2 separate regions of the Homo sapiens genome follow, and region 2 is linked to region 1. Evidence: chromatin loops called from intact Hi-C (ENCODE). Cell type or tissue: endothelial cell of umbilical vein. All regions are shown on one strand. Links, peaks and the distances in the headings refer to the core of each region. The heading gives the core; the rest is flanking DNA.

The links. Peaks named below come from ENCODE experiments on the same cell type or tissue, not always from the same donor. Only the 100,000 strongest peaks of a DNase experiment are listed, where the experiment ranks them.
Region 2: a loop joins it to region 1, with 6 times the contacts of the local background. A loop is called at or near these places in 4 of 110 quality-filtered maps.

What each region holds. Positions count from the first base shown.
Region 1 is chr10:31,693,967-31,703,003 of GRCh38, reverse strand. The region is part of intron 1 of MACORIS (macrophage enriched lincRNA repressor of IFN-gamma signaling); the gene reads left to right. Among named protein-coding and RNA genes, the nearest start is that of MACORIS, 9.0 kb to the left of the region's middle. RefSeq lists enhancers at 7,234-7,795, 7,796-8,357. In endothelial cell of umbilical vein, for the core only: no CTCF peak of the experiment used is centred there; DNase peaks (open chromatin) are centred at 1,343, 2,573, 5,203 and 5,563; H3K27ac peaks cover 6,187 bases.
Region 2 is chr10:31,526,232-31,535,268 of GRCh38, reverse strand. ZEB1 (zinc finger E-box binding homeobox 1) reads right to left here. Exons shown (of 9, transcript NM_001174096.2): 9 at 5,465-8,597. The coding sequence ends at 8,005. Among named protein-coding and RNA genes, the nearest start is that of MACORIS, 180 kb to the left of the region's middle. In endothelial cell of umbilical vein, for the core only: no CTCF peak of the experiment used is centred there; no DNase peak of the experiment used is centred there; H3K27ac peaks cover 465 bases.

The sequences.
Region 1 (9,037 bases), core at 445-8,444:
CTTCTTTACTTATGCAAATTTCTACAGCCTTGAATTCCTCCTCAGAACATAGGTTTTTCTTTACTATTGCATGTTTAGGCTGAAAATTTTTGAAACGTTTATGCTCTGCTTCCCTTTTAAATATAAGTTCTAGTTTCAGGTCACTTCTTTGTTTATACAAATAAATGTGGGCTGTTAGAGGCAGCCAGGCCATATCCTGAATACTTTGCTGCTTAGAAATTTCTTCTGCCAGATACCCTAAATCATCTCTCTCAAGTTCAAAGTTCCACAAATCTTTAGAGCAGGGGCACAATGCCTGCCAGTCTCTTTGCTAAAGTATAGCAAGAGTGACCTTTACTCCAGTTCCTAATAAGTTCCTCTGTCTGAGACCACCTCAGCCTGGATTTCACCGTTCATGTCATTTTCAGCATCTTGGTCACAATCATTCAACAAGTCTCTAGGAAGTTCCAAACTTTCCCTCATCTTCCTATCTTCCTCTGAGCCCTCCAAACTGTTCCAACCTCTGTCCATTTCCCAGTTCCAAAGTCACTTCCACATTTTCAGGTATCTTTATATCAATGCCCCACTTCTCTGGTATCAATTTTCTGTATTAGTCTATTCTCACACTGCTATAAAGAACTACCTAAGACTGGGTAATTTATAAAGAAAAGAGGTTTAATCAACCCAGTTTCACAGGCTGTACAGGAGGCATGGCTGGGGAGACCTGGGGAAACTTAGAACCATTGCAGAGGGTGAAGAGGAAGCAAGCACCTTCTTCCATGGTGGAGCGGGAGAAAAAGAGTGAAAGGGGAAGTGCTACATACTTTTAAACAACCAGATCTCATGAGAACTCACTCACTATCACAAGAACAGCAAGGGGGAAGTCCGCCTCCATGATCTAATCACCTCCCACCAGGTCCCTCACAACCAGGTAGGTAATCTTTAAGAAGTTTTAGTCTTTTTCTGCATCTATTCTCTTGTTTTGAGCCCTTGCCAGAATAATCATTAATGCATTCAAAGCATTACAGGCTTTTTCCAGCAGTCACTTCAAAACAGTTCCAGCATCTACCCATTACCCAGTTCCAAAGCTGCTTCCACTCTGGTCTTCTCAAGGACTCATCTGGAGAGCCAGTGATTGCTGAAAGATGAGGTTTTCCTTATGCTGGGCAAGGAAAGCCCCGAACAGTGACAGGCTCTTTAGAGAGGAAATCCTCCTGGGCCTCCTGCCTCCCAGGCCCCCCGGAGTGCTGTCTGGGAGTCTCCAAGACTGTCCCTTCAGCTCTGGCTAGAGAACTCTCCATCCTTGGGGCCATGGGATCCCCAAAGCCACGGTTTCTCACGGCTGGGAGGAGAGAGAGAGAACGTGGCTCAGGGAGGCTGGCAGGGCTCTCTGTGTGGGACCCCACCCAGGCAGGGCAGAAGAGGAAGACAGTTCTAGAGCCTCTGCATCAAAGATTACAGGCTTCTTGCCATATCTCCAATCACTGTTCCCCTTGTTCCAGGCTGCAGTTGGCACATGAACCCATGGGCCATCAGTTGCTTTTGTTTTTAAGATCTAAATATCGTATTTATGACTAATAAAACTGAGTGGAGAATTACTAATAAAACTGGCCTTAGATCTGCAGCCCAGAGGGCATTCAAATAATCTCCATTCCCTCCTTTAATTGAACTTGTCCCCCAAAACATCAAACCCGCCCTCTTATTCTTCAACCATAGGGTACAATTAGTTTTTACACAAGCACCCCACACAATGGGGAGACCCAAGAGAGAGAGTCGGGGAGTGTTTATGAGGTTTATTGAGGGGATTAGGGGACCAGAATAGAGGGGAGGAAACAATTCTGCCGGTGGAAATCCTTTCTCTACTTAAAAAAAACTCACCACACACAAAGACCACAAACAAAACCCCCTGTAAGAATTTTGTTTTGAAAGCTGTTCCCTGCCCCAGGTCAAAGAGAAGGAAAGAAGGGATCTGGGCTTTGCGGGACACGGCTCTCCCACCGTGGCGCCCACTCTCTGGTTCCCTGTCTTTTCCCTCCAGGAAGTTCAGGTGCCTCAGCCTGGGTTTCATTTGAGCTTTTAAATAATGAACAGTTGTTATCCTTGCCCTCATTCGTTACATTTTTTAAAAAGCAAAATAAGCTAAACAAAGCAGAGAAGTATGCACCTAAAAACCTTTCTTCGACAGCCAGAGAAGCAAGGAAGGAAAGGCCGCCTACCATTTATTTTTTATAAACATCATACTAAATAACACGGATTTCAACTTATGGCTATAAATAACATGCGATGTTTTCACTGCAGATTTCCCCAGGCCCTAAAGCTATTTCAGTGGAACCTGCAGCCACCCTGTCCTCCCATCGCTGCTCGAGGTCCGGCGTTACCTACGCCTCATTGTTTCTAGAAGTTGCATTTCTGTATGTTGCTCAGAATTGGTTTGCATGCCGGACCCTTGCTTTCCTGTTTTTGCCTCCTCCCACCCTGGGCCACCCCATCCCATCCTCGTGATCGTTGGGACGCCCCCTCGCCTGCCCAGCAAGGACACTTGATGGAGAGGCTGCCGGGTTATGGCTTCCTTCCTTAGCTGGCTCGCAGGCCCGTGGCCCCACAGATGTTCTCCCTGGGTTTGTTTTGATAGCCCGTTTTAAAAACAGTTCATATCCACCAACTGTTCAGATAATAGTATTCCAAGTGGCAAGCAACTGTGATTATTTTTGTCGCTGTTTACCCTGACAAGCACAGCTCAGCTGGAAAATATGGGGCCGGGGGGAATTCCCCTTCCTTGCTCTTCTAATTGTTGCCCATATTTGCCATAAGGAAGTTGCATTTTTGACTTTCTCTCACATTGAGCCCCATGTTCCCTGGGAAGGAGAGAAGAAGGCGAGAGAAATCAGATGGAGAAAATGCAGTATGGGGCCTATTGGAATCGATAACCCTCCTTCCAAGTCAGGCTGTTTCACTATCAACACTAAGAGGAGTTTTTGTGCACATGTGTGTGGTGACATAAAGAAAGCCTTGCTTGGGGTAGAGCTGGTACTTTGAACTGGCTCTCTCTCCAACATCTCAGACATCCCAGGCCTAAAATCGAACTTCTCGTTTGCCTATCCAGTTGCAGAAACACCTGTGGTCTCCCGTAAAAGTGCAAAAGACCCCCACTCCTTCCCCAGGTTCCCAGAACAGGCCGGCTGGTCCCTCTGACTGTTCCACTCCTCTGACCTCCAAAGTCAGTTATTTGTCAAGCCTGGCTGATTTTCCCGGGACTTTAAAAAATTCTCTTGCACCTATCCCTTCTTTTCCAGCCACACCACCTGCCCCACCGACAGTTGGCCCTTTCCCTGTCCCCTTTATTGCAGCGGTAATTTCAACCACATCCTGGCCTTCCATCCCTTTCCTCCCATTTCACCCTCATACCATGGCTAGGCCTAGCTTCCGAAAGCTTGACCCTGTTGCCACTTACCTGCTCAAAAATGCTTAGCAACTTCCCACTGTGTGCAGCCTTTGTCTGGCTTTCCAGGCCCTCCACGCCCTGGTCCCTGCCTGATCTCTCTGCTTCCCCATTCAGATCCCTCCCATGGTGTGCCCAAGCTCAGGATTTCTTGAACACACCTGTGCTTTCCAGCAGGGCTGCCACGTGGCTGATTCCATGGCTGCCCTTCCCTTCACTATTACCTGAATGTGCTTCCTAGAGGTGAATATGGTTCAGCCTGTATGACCAAATGGCCCCCAGGCCTTTGAATATGCTGCTTCCTCATTCTGAAGTGCCCTCCTCTCCCAGCTCCACCTGTCAAAATCACACTATTCTTCAAATGCCACTTCTTCCATGAAGCCATTGATGGTGATTCTTGCTGGAAAGGGCGGCTCTTGATCATGAAAATCTGAAAGACATTATATTGGAAGTGTTTATAATTTTCTTTGTATTTAGATGTCAGACTTTCTTACATAAAACCCAAACCTCCTTAAGAATAAAGGCTGTGAATTACTTTCCTGCATATAATCTGCTGTGCCTAGCAGTCGATTTTTGTTGGAGGAATGAAAGAATGAATGATTTATTTTGGGCTTGGGCGTGTACATTTCACTGATGACCCCTGGGTGCATTTAAATTTAGCACACCTGTCAGATCTCTCCTCATCCTTATTTGTTACTCTATGCTGCCAAGTTAGGTGGAGGATAGGGTAGGAACCTGGGGATGTTTTCTTCATTATCTACAGTCACATAATCACGAATCACAGATTCTCAGATACGAGCAAGTCCATCAGATACTGACGGCCCAGTGTTTTGCAAATGATTGCTCAGAGCTATGAGTCCCAGGACATGGGGGTTGTGCAGCAGAGGGAGGCTGTAGGAGAGGGAGCTTTGGGATTTTGCTCCTGCTCCAACCAGATCAGGTCTGCTTGTGTCTGTTTCACATTTTGAGGTCTGGTGGAATTTATCTTTACCAGAGGCCAAAAAGAATTTTTATGAAAAACAAAACCAAACCATAGATATAGTCCAAGTTGATAAAAATCCAAAACTTAAGAAAATGCCTGTCTAAACCTATCTGGAGGGATCTCAAAGAAAGTACATTCAACAGCTTGTAATCTATAGCAATCACCCGCACCATCACAGGATGGCCCCACAAAACAATCGTCAGACGCAAGACGTCCATAAGAGTCCAGGAAAGAGCTGGAGGAGACGAGTCACGCCAGGTTTTAGCTCCAGTTACGCCAGGAACAAGTTGTGCAATGCAGCGAGTCCTTTTTCCTCTCTAGACTCAGCATCTCATTTAAAAGCATGGCCCTAGCAGCCTAGGCTGGGTGGCTCAGTGGTTATTAAGGGCACAGGGAGACCTGAGTGGCACCAGCACAGCCCAGGGAGCCACTGAGAGAGGAGAGGTGCCCAGCAGTGACACAGCCAGCAAGTGTCTGCACAGGGAAGAAGCACCGAGAGCTGGTCATTCTGCTCTTAGCCTGAACTTGGTGATCTCAGAGGCCCGGCCCAGCTCTAACATCTGTGACTCAGCTGGCAGCCGCGTGGACCCCGTTGCTGGGGGAAATGCTGTGTGCACATTTATTCTGGGTTTGGATATTTAAAGAGCCGGGTGTGTTGAGGGACATTTCGGAAGTGCTTGGGGAGGGAGGGGACTGCAGACTGGGCTTTTCTTTAAACACTTATAGATATCCTGTCTTGATCTCTCGGTCCACAAAGAGTAATTTTCTTTCCCTAAGAAAGTGACGTGGGTCTTGCCCATTGTGTCCGCCTCGCTGGCTCCCGGCTGCGCAGCCCAGCAGGAAGCAGGTGGCCTGAGGTGAAACACATGCCCGGCCCGGCTCAGGCCATTTCTGGGTTCCTGTCCAAGGGCAGCCTTGCTCCCCACAGGGAAAACTTGGCATGCCCCCTAGACTGCTGGGCACCTGGGGCACAGGGCTGACCCTCCACCTGGGAGGAGAAGAATGGAGCTCTCTCTGAGCCCCCAGGGGTCCTGGCAAAGGTGGCAGCCGTGGACCCTGGGGACATGGGGCAGCCTGGGCTTCCTCTTCCGCACTTGCTGTTTTCACTGGCTCAGGAAGCTCTGACTGCAAGCTGGGATTTTGTTTCCAAATCCCTGCGTCATTTTTACTATTTGAATTGCCACTTTGGGCTGCTTTTAGGGAGGTGGCTCTTTTGTTGCTTTCCTCACTCAGGATGTTGTTTCCAGTAGATTTCCTCACAGACTCCGTCTGCTGCCTTTGTTTTCCCTTCTGGGCACAAACACAGAAATCTTCCAGAATGGAGACTGCATCAGTGAATCGGACCTGCCGTGCTGTGAGCCAGCACAGTTTAATTTTTCTCTTAGGACATTTATTGTTTTTTATTTCTGCTTTCAGAGGTCATTGTGTCTACATGCTCATTATAGCACATTTGAAAAATATGGGAAACACATATAGGTGATATAGGAGGAAAATGAATATCACCCATAGGCTCAGTAGCCAGAGATCTACCTAGAATTCCGGTGATAATTTTTGTTTTGTTTTGTTTTGTTTTAAATTGGGCTCATACTGCACACATTGCTAAGGAACCTGCTGCTTACACCCAACCCTGTATCCTTAACACTGTCCCATGCTCTTTTATTTTTTGCAGACACAGTTTTTTGTTTTTGTTTTTTGTTTCGTTTTTGTTTTTTTGACAGAGTCTCACCCTGCTGCCCAGGGTGGAGTGCAGTGGCCTGATCTCTGCTCACTGCAACCTCCGCCCCCCAGGTTCAAGCAATTCTCCTGCCTCAGGCTCCCAAGTAGCTGGGATTACAGGTGCACAACACCACACTCGGCTAATTTTTGTATTTTTGGTAGAAGATGGGGTTTCACCATGTTGGCCAGGCTGGTCTCGAACTCCTGACCTCAAGTGATCCTCCTGCCTCAGCCTCCCAAAGTGCTGGGATTACAGGTGTGAGCCACCGTGCCAGGCCGCAGACACAGTTTTTAAGTCCCTACAGCTCTCCTTTGGCCTTGCCACCAACAATGCTGTGTCAAAGACGTTAGCCGGTGTGAAGGAGGAACGAGGACAGGAAAACAGAGTATGTCACACAATACACATCTACATGCAAAGCCCAGATGGGTGAAGTTGTGGGTGGCTTTTCTTTTCTTTCTTCTCTTCTAGAGTGTGCACATTTTTCTGTCACAAACACAGGAGAAGAGACAGAATAATGTGGTGATCGGAAGCGCAGGCTTGGGCAACCTGCTGTATGGGTGCAACTCTGCCACTAACCAGATGAGGTGCTTAATGGCAGTGTGCCTCAGTTTCTTCATCTCTAAAGTGTGAACAATAATGCTACCTGCCTCACGTGTCAGTTTTGAAGATGCAGGTGAAGTCCAGTAAATACCCAGTACTCAGTGACAGTTATGGCTTTATATGAACATTGTGATCATAAAAAGTCTGGGCGGGCACAGTGGCTCATGCCTGTAATACCAACACTTTGGGAGGCCAAGGTGGATGCATTACCTGAGGTCAGGAGTTTGAGACCAGGCTGGCCAACATGATGAAACCTCGTCTACTAAAAATGCAAAAATTTAGCCAGGCACGGTGGCTGGTGCCTGTAATCCCAGCTACTCAGGAGGCTGAGGTAGGAGAATCACTTGAACCCAGGAGGCAGAGGTTGCAGTGAGCTGAGATCGTGCCACTGCACTCCAGCCTGGGCAACAAGAGTGAAACTCCATCTCCAAAAATAAAAATAAAACAAAATAAAAATAAATAAATAAAACATCTAAAAGTCCCTGCTATGGGCTGAATTTGGTCCCTACAAATACATCTGTTGAAGTTCAACCCTCAGCACCTCAGAATGTGACTGTTTTGGAGACAGCATCCTTACAATGGTAATTAAGTTAAAATGAGGTCATTGGAGTGGGCCCTAACCCAATACTGCTGTGTCATAACAAGAAGATGCAGAGACATCAGGGATGCGCTTGCACAGGGGAAAGGCCATGTGAGGACACAGCAAGAAGGCGGCTGCCTCCCAGCCAAGGAGACAGGCCCCAGGAGAAACCCAACCTGCCCACAGGTTGATCTTGGACTTTCAGCTTCCAGAACGGTGGGAAAACAGACTTTCATTGGGTAAGCCACCCAGTCTGTGGTACTTTGTTATGGAAGCCCTAGCAAAACAATGCAGTTCCTTAACAAGAACATCAGTGTCATAGTTGCTCATCTAAGTGCAGTGCAGAAGCAGGTGATATACCCTAGACAAGTGGAAAACAGCTCGACTGCGGGCCCGGCAGTTCCTGCCCACCAGCCTCCCCTCAAGGCGAGCCCCCCCTCGCCTTTGCAGGGTACCCGGTGGCTGCAGGATGTCCTCTGGCTGCGCAGAGCCCCCAGGCTCTTGCTTCGCCAGGTCTGTCTCTTCCAGGCAACAGGGTCTTTCTTGGCTTCATTTGGAGGGCAAGAGCTTCCTCCTCCTTCAGGAACCTTGGCTAGCCATTTCCAATACAATACCTGCGTCTGCACTTGAATGAAGTGGTTTTCCACCCTCCAAAGACCAGTGGGAGAGTTTTCATGCATGGTCCATTTGAATCACTGACATGATGTGCTCTGAGCGTGGAGTGTTGGATCTCAGACTCAGGCATAGAAAGGGGGCCGCTGGAGGATGTATGTGCAATGCTTCCTCAGATTATGAAAGCACAGCCAGCCTTCTGTTGGAAGCACAGGACAAGTGTTTGCTGGGTAAGGATATTTTCCATCTTTGCAAACTGTGGGCCAGCTCTTTCTCCTTGGCTAGGTAGATAACCAATGCACCTTGTCTGCTAAGTCAGCCTCTCTTCATTCCTATTTTCTCAGTAGACAGCCTTATAAATCTGGCTAATAACTCCCATTTCATTTCCCCAAACTCCATTAGAGGGAAATTATAATGAAGCTCAAATACTCACCAGGTTATTCATGGGAAGGACCTTTGGCTTTTTAAAAATGCATTTTAGATGGCTGGATTAATCTAGTGGCACATTACAATGCAGCCCTGCTGAAGTTTGCAGGAGATTCCTGGCACCCGGCATTGTGCACTGCACAATGCCGCCAAGAAGCGTGAATTATCTTTACAGGAAGAGGCAGGAATTAATATGTCAGATGGAAAAGACCCACTGGCAGCACCTGATGAAAACCCAGGACTCTGCTCCCTGTCAAGGTTCTGCAAGGTTGGAGTCATAATCACACAACTCACAAGCAAACGCCCTGAGCAGGCTCCTCTCTGCAAAGGGCATAAGGGCAGAACAGCAGAGAAGTGACACACTACCCTCTCCATCTGGCCCTGCTCACCCACAAGCGTTGGAACAGGAATATTTGTAGCCTTGGAAAGAGGCACTTACCAAGATGCTTAATTGATGATAGGCACATTGAGAAAAAAATGCTGATTTCATTCCTTTTATTACCTCTCTGGCACAGCAAGTTAATTAAAAAGAAAGTACGATTGCAGCTTTGTATTCATTAACCAGGTTGATTTGTAATGTAAATATATGCATTTGTATGGTGCATACATCAAAGTAAGAATAACAACAATAATGATAGTATCTGTCACTAAATGAGCTCCAGATCCCAGGGAAGGAGTGATCGGCAGATTACTTACAACCCT
Region 2 (9,037 bases), core at 596-8,595, 170 kb after region 1:
TTAATAAGAGACTGACAAACTATTTTACCATTTTGAATTCCTACCAGCCATGTACAAAAGTTCTAGTTGCTCTATATCCTGGCCAACATTTGGTGTTTGTTACTGACAGTCTTTTAAATTTCAGCCATTCTATCGGTTGTGTAGTGATAGCATAGTGGTTTTTTTTTTTTTTTTTTTGTCTATTGGTTGTGTAGTGATAGCACAGTGTTTTTGTTTTTTTTTTTTTTTGAGACGGAGTCTTGCTCTGTTGCCCAGGCTGGAATGCAATGGTGTGATCTCGGCTTACTGCAACCTCTGCCTCCTGGGTTCAAGCAGTTCTCTGCCTCAGCCTCCTGAGTAGCTGGGAATACAGGTGCCTGCCACCACGCCCAGCTAATTTTTGTATTTTTAATAGAGACTGGGTTTCACCATATTTGCCAGGCTGGTCTTGAACTCCGGGCATCGTGATCCACCCGCCTCGGCCTCCCAAAGTGTTGGGATTACAGGCGTGAGCCACCGCACCCAGGCCAGTGTATGTTTTAATTTGTCTTTTCCTAGTGACTAATGGTGTTGATCATCTCTTCATAAGCTTATTTCTCTCTTGAATGCTTTCTTTGGTAAAGCGTCTGTTTAAAATTCTGCCCAATTAAAAAATAGTGTTTTCTTCTTTTTATTTAGTTGTAAGAGTTTTTAGATATTCTTTATATATTCAACATGTATAAACACATATTTTTAACAGCTTTATTAAGATACAGTTCACATACCATAGTTAACCCCTTAAAATATATAATTACATGGATTAGTATCCTCACAGAGTTGTGCAGATATCACCACAATCTAATTTAGAACACTTTCATCACCCCCAAAAGAAACTCATACCCATTAGTAGTCAGTCACTCCCCATTCTCTCCCCACCTCGAGCACTACGCAGCCACTCATCTACTTTCTGTCTATATCGATTTGCCTATTTTGGACATTTCATATAAATGAATAATAGAATACGTACTCTTGTGATTGGTTTCTTTCACTTAGCATAATGTTTTCAGGATTCGTCTAGGTTGTAGCATGTACAAGAATTTCATTCCTTTTTAAGGCTGCATAGTATTCCATTGTATGGATACACTACATTTTAACTATTCATCAATTGATGGATTTGGGTTGTTTACATTTTTTGGCTATTATAAGTAGTGCTGCAATGAACATTCATATATAGGTTGTGTAGACGTGCTTTAAACGTCTCTTGGGTATATGCACATATGTTTTGCAAATATTTTCTCCCCATCTGTGTATCCCATTCTGATTTTCTTAACGGCATCTTCTTAACAGATTTACATTTTGATGAAGTCCAATCCAACAATTTTATGATTCATGCTTTTAGTGTCTTATCTAGGAAACCTTTGTCTAACTCAAGATCACAAAGAATTTATTTTCCTCTAGAGGTTTTATAATTTTAGCTCTTATATTTAGGTCTATAATCCATTTTGAAACAATTTTTGTATATGGTATGAGTTAAGAATCAAGTTCATATGGATATCGAATGTCATACAGATATCTAATATCAGCATTGCTTTTAGAAAGGACGATTGTGTCACCATTTATACCTTGAAACATTTGGCAAAAATCAATTGATTATATATATGTGGGTGTCTTTTCTACTATTATTTCTGTTTTCTTGATCTATGTGTCTATTCTCACACCCAATGCAACTTTGTCTTGATTACTGTAGCTTTATAAAAATGTCTCTAGAAATCAGGTAGTGTAAGTCCTCCAACTTTTTTTTTTCAAAATTGCTTTGCCTACTTGAAGTCCTTTGTATTTCCATGTAAGTGTAGAACCAGCCTGTCAATTTCTACAGATACGTTGCTGAGATTTTTAGTGCAATTGCACTGAGTCAATAAATCTTGGGGAGAATTGACATCTTAATGATATTGAGTCTTCTGATCCATGAACATAGAGTATCTCTCAATTTTCATTGCATCTTTAATTTCTTCCCAGCAACATTTTGTAGTTTTCAGTGTACAGGCTTTGCCCATATTTTATCAAATATAAGTATTTTATACTTTTGATATTTAAAACATTTCCATTCTTATTGCTAGATAGAATATGATTGACTTTTGCATAATGGCTGTGTATCTTATAACCTTACATTCACCTTTTCTAGTTTTTTGCAAATTCCTCTGTTTTCCATTCTTATCACTAGATAGTATATGATTGATTTTTGCATAATGGCTGTGTATCTTGTAACCTTACATTTACCTTTTCTAGTTTTTTGCAAATTCCTTGTTTTCTACACAGACAGCCACACTATCTGCAAATAAAGTTTTACTTATTTTTTCCCCAATGTGTATTTCTTTCATTTATTTTTGTCATGTTTCCCTGGGTGGGATCTCCAGTACAATGTTCAATAAAGGTGTGAGAGCAGATATTCTTGCCTTGTTCCTAATTTTAGGGGGAGAGCAGTAGATCCTACACACTGAGTATGATGTTAACTGTAGGTATTTTGTTGATGCTCTTTATTAGGTTGAGAAAACTCCCTTCAATTCCTGGATTGCTGAGAACATCTATGGCTTGGTGTTTAATTTTGTCAGATGCTTCTTCCACACCTATTGAGATGATTGTTTTTTCTTTTTATGCTATAAATATAGTGAATTACACTACAAACGGTCCCTGCCTTATGACGACTTGACTTTATATCTTTCATCTTTATGATGGTGCAAAAGCAATACACATTCAATAGCAACCATATTTTGATCAAAATATTTTTTGATTAACCATAATTCTGATTTTTTTGGGCCAGCAATATGCAGTACAATACTCTTGTGATGTTGCAAAGCAGCAGTGAGCCGCAGCTTCCACTCAGCCACATGATCATGAGGGTAAACGACTGATATGCCACAGTGTACTACGTTGCCAGCATTCAACACGTTCTTATAAAATAGGATTTGTGTGAAATGATTTTGCCCAACTGTGGGCTAATTAAGTGTTTTGAGCATGTTTAAGCTAGGTTAGGCTAGGCTATGATGTTCAGTAGGCATACTAAATGCATTTTTGACATGGTATTTTAAACTTATGATGGGTTTGTCGGGCTTTAACCCCTGGGAAGAAGCATCTGCAACTGATTTTTGAATGCTTAAAAAGCTTGCACTCCTAGGATAAATCTCACTTGGTCATGATCTATTTTCCTTTTGATATATGGTCCAAATTGATTTCCTAAATTTTGTTAAAAATTTTTGTATCCATGTTTATGAGCAACATCAATGTGTATGTAGATTTGTTTCTTGTAACGTTATTGACTGGTTTTGGTATTAGGTTAATGCTGGCTTTACAGGTGAAGTGGGAAGTGTGTTCTCCTCTTCAATTTTATAGATGAGTTTGTGTAGAATGGGTACAGTTATGTTCCTTACATGTTTGGTAGAATTCACCAGTGAATTTGTTTGGGCTGGGAATTTTCTTTTTGGGAAGATTTTTAACTAGAAATGTAATTTCCATTGATAATAGAAATTTAGGTTATCTATTTCTTCTTGAGTGGATGTTGGTAGTTTGAGTCAAGAAATATGTCATTTTCATCTAAGTTGCCAAATTTACTGGCATAAAGTTCATTAATATTTCCTTATTATTTCTTTATAGGCTCTGTAATGATGTGCCTCTCTCAGTCCTGGTATTAGTAATTTGTATCTCTTTTCTTCTTTCCTTGATCTATCCTGGTAGAGGTTTATCAATTTTACTAATCTTTAAAAAAATAGATTCTGATTTCATTGATTTACTCTATTTTGTTTTCTGTGCTATTGTTGTTATTTCCTCTTTCCTGCTTGGTTTCGGTTTAATTTTGTTTTGTTTCATTTCTTAAGATGGAAGCTTAGATAAGATTCAATCCTTTATTATTTTCTAATATAAGCATTTAATACTATACATTTTCTTATATTCATTGCTTTTGCTGCAAGCTACAAGTTTTGATATGTTGTATTTACCTTTAGCTCATATTTTATAATTTATTTTTAACCACATCTGGGCTAATGTGGTGTCAATTTTCCAATAATTTGGGGGATTTTTCAGATACATTTGATTTACTGATTTCTACTTTAATAAATTCTTTTGTAGTCAAATAAAATACTTTATTTGCAATTCTTTTAAATCTGAGAGTTGACTTATGGCCCATAATATGGTCCCTCTTCATGAATGTCCCATGTGTTAGGAAAAAAGTGTGTATTCTGCTACTGTTGAATAGAATGTGAGCTAGAGCAGAGGACAATGTTCACATATTGAACGTCCTAATATATTCTCCCATTGATAGGATGAGATGAAATCTGTTCTACATTTTCATGTCAACATAATCACTGCACTTTAATAGTATCCTTTTCAAGGTTCTTTTTAAGTTTGCACACAGATTTGAAAAATCTCATTCCCCATCCATTCTTTTCCACCAGGCTATGAAATGTATATTGCTCTTATATTTTCCATTCATATACTTCAAGGCGAAGATTGAGATACTGTAAACTATTCTCACATGAGATGTGATACAGGCTAGGTAAGAGCATGGATTTCGGGCTGAACATAGTGGCTAAAGCCTATAATCCCAGCACTTTGGGAGGCCAAGGCAGGAGGATTCCTCCAGCCGAGGAGTTCAAGACCAGCCTGGGAAACAGTGAGACTCCCTGACTCTCCAACAAAAACAAACAAACAAACAAACAAACAGCCAGGTGTGGTGGTGTATGCCTGTTGTCCTAGCTACTCAGGAGGCTGAGGTGGGAGAATCACTTGAGCCCAGGAGGTTTGAGGCTGCAGTGAGCCATGTTCACACCACCATACTTCAGCCCAGGCAATAGAGCAAGACCCTGCCTCAAAAAAATAAAAAAGAAGAAGCATGGATTTGGACTCAGATAAGCCTATGTTCATATCCTCATTCTGCTACTTAAGACGTATGTGTTCATGGGCACATTGTCTTTATTTGTATTTTTTATGAGGCTTTTGTGAACATTTTGATAGTAGTGAAATACCTGTGCATGGCATGAATAAATAATATATGGCCCTGCTATTATTTTTGTTGTATGTCATATGAGGGAATACTGGGAAAGGTCCATGTACGTTTTCTTTCTGAAAAGTTCTGGTAATGCCTAAATTCCTTTATTAGTCATTTATCCATACATATCAAGCACTGCCCTCATTGAACTTTATATTACATTGTGGATACCTCCTAAGAAGAGTATCTTATTCTTAGTTCCTAATCCTTTTCAGTCAGTCTGTTTATTGGTAGCTGCTCTCAGTGACAGGGGAAATCAGGCAACATGGTAACGAGCACCTACGAATATGGGGTCCTAGAAAGGGAAGTGAATTCTACAAAGGAGAGCTGACTAGGATCAGTCCTATCGCTCCTATTGGAGGTAGTCATGTCCACAAGCCAGCAATACCTGTGCCATATACCATGAGGTTAAGCACCAGGAAGACACCTAGAAATACACTTTCAAAAAATCAAAATAGTAAGGCAATAGAAAAAGAAGGCATAATTTATTGTGTCTATTATGACTAGTGTTTAATAAGACTTATAAGAAAATAATCAAATTATTAGATCATTTAACATATATTCTGGAATTAGAAGCAAAAAAAGTGAGAACATAGCTGAGCTCCATAAACATGCAAATTATATTTTTATTCAACAAATATCTGTTGTCCCAACTTATGCCAGGCACCCTGTTAGGCAGTGAGGAATGTGAGAGTGACTATGACAAATGTGGTTCCTGTTCCTAGTGGGGAAGGAATATAAATAATAGTATCAGAGGTATGATGACAGAAGTGCAGGAGCTGAGAGTCAGAAAGGCATCTAAACCCAGGCTTCCCTGAAATGACCTGAAGCATGAAATGCGGAGGATTAAGGATTTCAGGAAGAAGGAGCAACCTGTGAAGAGGTTTTGTCAACTCTGACCTCTCCAGAAACATTTAGCCACAAGAAAATCCATAATTTAGTGGAGAATGTCTAAAACATTTAGTGTTACCCAAATTCAGCTCAAGATGAATCAAATGCAGGATGACAATGTACCCCATTTCACAGTTTTCCAAAGAAAATACTGATAATGATGAAAAGAATGACAGCAGTTCAGGCTTGTTGATGCATTTTATTGTGAGATGGGAGTCTGGTAAAAAACTAGAAAATGACCATGATGTAACAAGGAACTTAAAAATGAAGAGTCAGATCTGTAACTTACATACATGAATACAGGAACAAATTGGCACAAAATGTTAAACATTGTTCCCAACACTGTTTATAGAAGTTAATCCTAATTTGGCTTACTAAGGAAATGAGAGTTGTATGGTTAGGCTGATTTCTTAATAAAACTGCAGAGCATCATGCTATTAGTCACACAGTGAATTTCAAAATTTAAGTTTTATATTAAAAACTGGGTAAAGGTAAAATGACTTGATTGTAGTTGTAAAACTAATACATTCCCATTTAAGTTCTGTTCTACAGTCCAAGGCAAGTATAAATGTTAACATAACACTGTTAAATCAAATCTCAATGCAGGAGAACCAATTGCATCTCTACTTTAAATCTTATCAACTTTCCAAATTTTCATACTAAAATATATTATTGTATTAATACAAACTACAGTATTATACACTACACTGTGTAATAAATAAAGAAATATAAAAATAAGACACATAAATATAAAAGTTTTCTAAAACTAAAAGTACATATGTCAGTAAGAAGGGTATTAATACTGCCAGGTTTGAAGACATACAGTACAAAAATGTTGCACAGATCTATAAACTAAAAGAAATAAAATAATACTGATAGGTAAAAATCAGCTAATGTTGTTAATAAATTGGGTCCATAATAACTAACATTTGGAAACAGTTATGAGCCAAATAACAATAGCATGTCCATGTCTGAAATGCAAGTACATGGATAAAGCAGATTAGAAAATTTCCCTTTCGTTTCTGTAGAGAAATTCTGAAAATCAATCAACATAAAATCAATACCGAGGAATTGAAGGATGAAATGTCCCAGTGTTTCAGTTTCTCTGACAGAGTCAGTGGTTTTAAGTTTTATTTGGGAATTTTGATACAAGAGACAAATCAACAAATGCTAGTTATTGTAGGCCACACATTGGATGAAGGCGGGTTAGAGCCTTGAAAATACTGAGAAATGGCACTTACAGCACACAGGTCTTGCTTAAGGCCAAAGGAGATACAAAGCTTCATGTCATATCCTTCATATGTTACCACATATTCAAACACAATCACAAACACTGATTCTGATGATTTTGCTGTCCTTATCAGATTAACATTGTTAGTCCCTGCAATCAGAACTCAATGGCAATCTTTTGAACTCCATTTTAAACCACGTGAGTAAGAAACTTCAGTTCTTCTATCAGCTGCTTTCTTAAGGCTAACAATACACTTTAAATGATAATACGCTCTACTAAGACATCTAAATATTAGAAATTACTACCTTCTAGACTGAATTTATAAAAGGTAGTTAGCACGGGTTGGAACTACATTATACTTCTCTGTGAAGGGAATTTTGTAGTGCAGAAGTTCTCACATTTTAAAAAACATAATAAAATACTGAAGCGGATTTAGCATATGTTTACCAATAAAAAATTATAAAATTTCTCCCAATTGTACAGCTTAAGAATAAACCAACATAAGAGTGATAATACTGATAAGATAAAACAATGCCAGATGCATATCTAATTAATCAGCTTCCTTTAACCTCTTGTATTGTTGCTCTCTGAGTCATTAAGGTTTTCTAATCTGCTGCATGTTACAAACTTGTTCCTAACTTTGAAAACTGCATGAAAAATTACTAGGTCTGAGGTTCAGGCACACCCGGATTTATTTTGTGTGTGTGTGTGTGTGTGTGTGTGTGTGTGTGTGTGTGTTTTGTATTTTGTATTTTTTTAGTTTTTACTTTACACAGTAGTGAACAGGAATCACAGCATACAGGTTACTGTGTTTCCATGAAAAGCAAGGATAATATTGAACGAAATTCATTATCAATTAGAATTTATTTTCCTTCTAGAAAAACGATTAGGCTTCATTTGTCTTTTCTTCAGACACTTGCTCACTACTCTCGCCTACTTTTTGTCCTAAGCTGCTTGCTTGACTTTCAGCCCTGTCATCCTTCATCAGACCTTCAGTTTTTGCTTCTTCTCCCTCATTCTCTGCCTCTTCTACCTCTTCTTCTTCCACTTCTTCCTCCTCCTCCTCCTCTTCCTCATCCCCTTGTGGTTTTTCACATTCTTTTTCTTCCTGCAATTCTTCCATCTCTTTATCCTCCTCCTCTTCCTCTTTTTCACTGTCTTCATCCTCTTCCCTTGTCAAACTCTCTCTCTCGTCCGAGTCGCCCTGTGAGGGAGACGCCCTGGCACCCACGTGCTCATTCGAGAGGATTTCAGGCCCTGCCTCTTCCTGCTCTGTGCTGTCACGTTCTTCCGCTTCTCTCTTACAGTAGGAGTAGCGATGATTCATGTGTTGAGAATAAGACCCAGAGTGTGAGAAGCGCTTTCCACATTTGTCACATTGATAGGGCTTTTCTCCAGAATGTAATCGCATGTGTTCAATCAAATGATGTTTGTGTTTAAATGCCTTTTTACAGATTCCACACTCATGAGGTCTTTTACCTGCAAAATAAGAATTCTGTTAAATAAAATGGTGGTATTCAGCAAATAAAATCCTTATACGGTTTTTGGGGTACTTCATGTTGTAGAAAGGGGAGGGTTATTAGTTTCATTTTTAAAACATTTCCAGGTCCCAAACTCTTTGTAATATAATATTGCAATTTGGTTTGTTCTTTACATTAAAAAACGTAGTGCTCTACACTCTGCTGTGCAGATGATTAGGTCAATGGGAGCTACATGACATTGAAATGCCAAAAATACAAGCATCATGACAGCGAGGTGGAAAATGGGCCAAGTGCAGCTGGGAGGAGATGTCTGGTAGTGAACGAGCACAGTGAGGGCAGACAGGGACAGACTTGCTGCTCACCTTGTGTTCATTATCACTACAAGGTCCCTTTTTAGTCATTTTGTTTTCCTAGTCACAAGCTCTGCTCCCAGTGAAA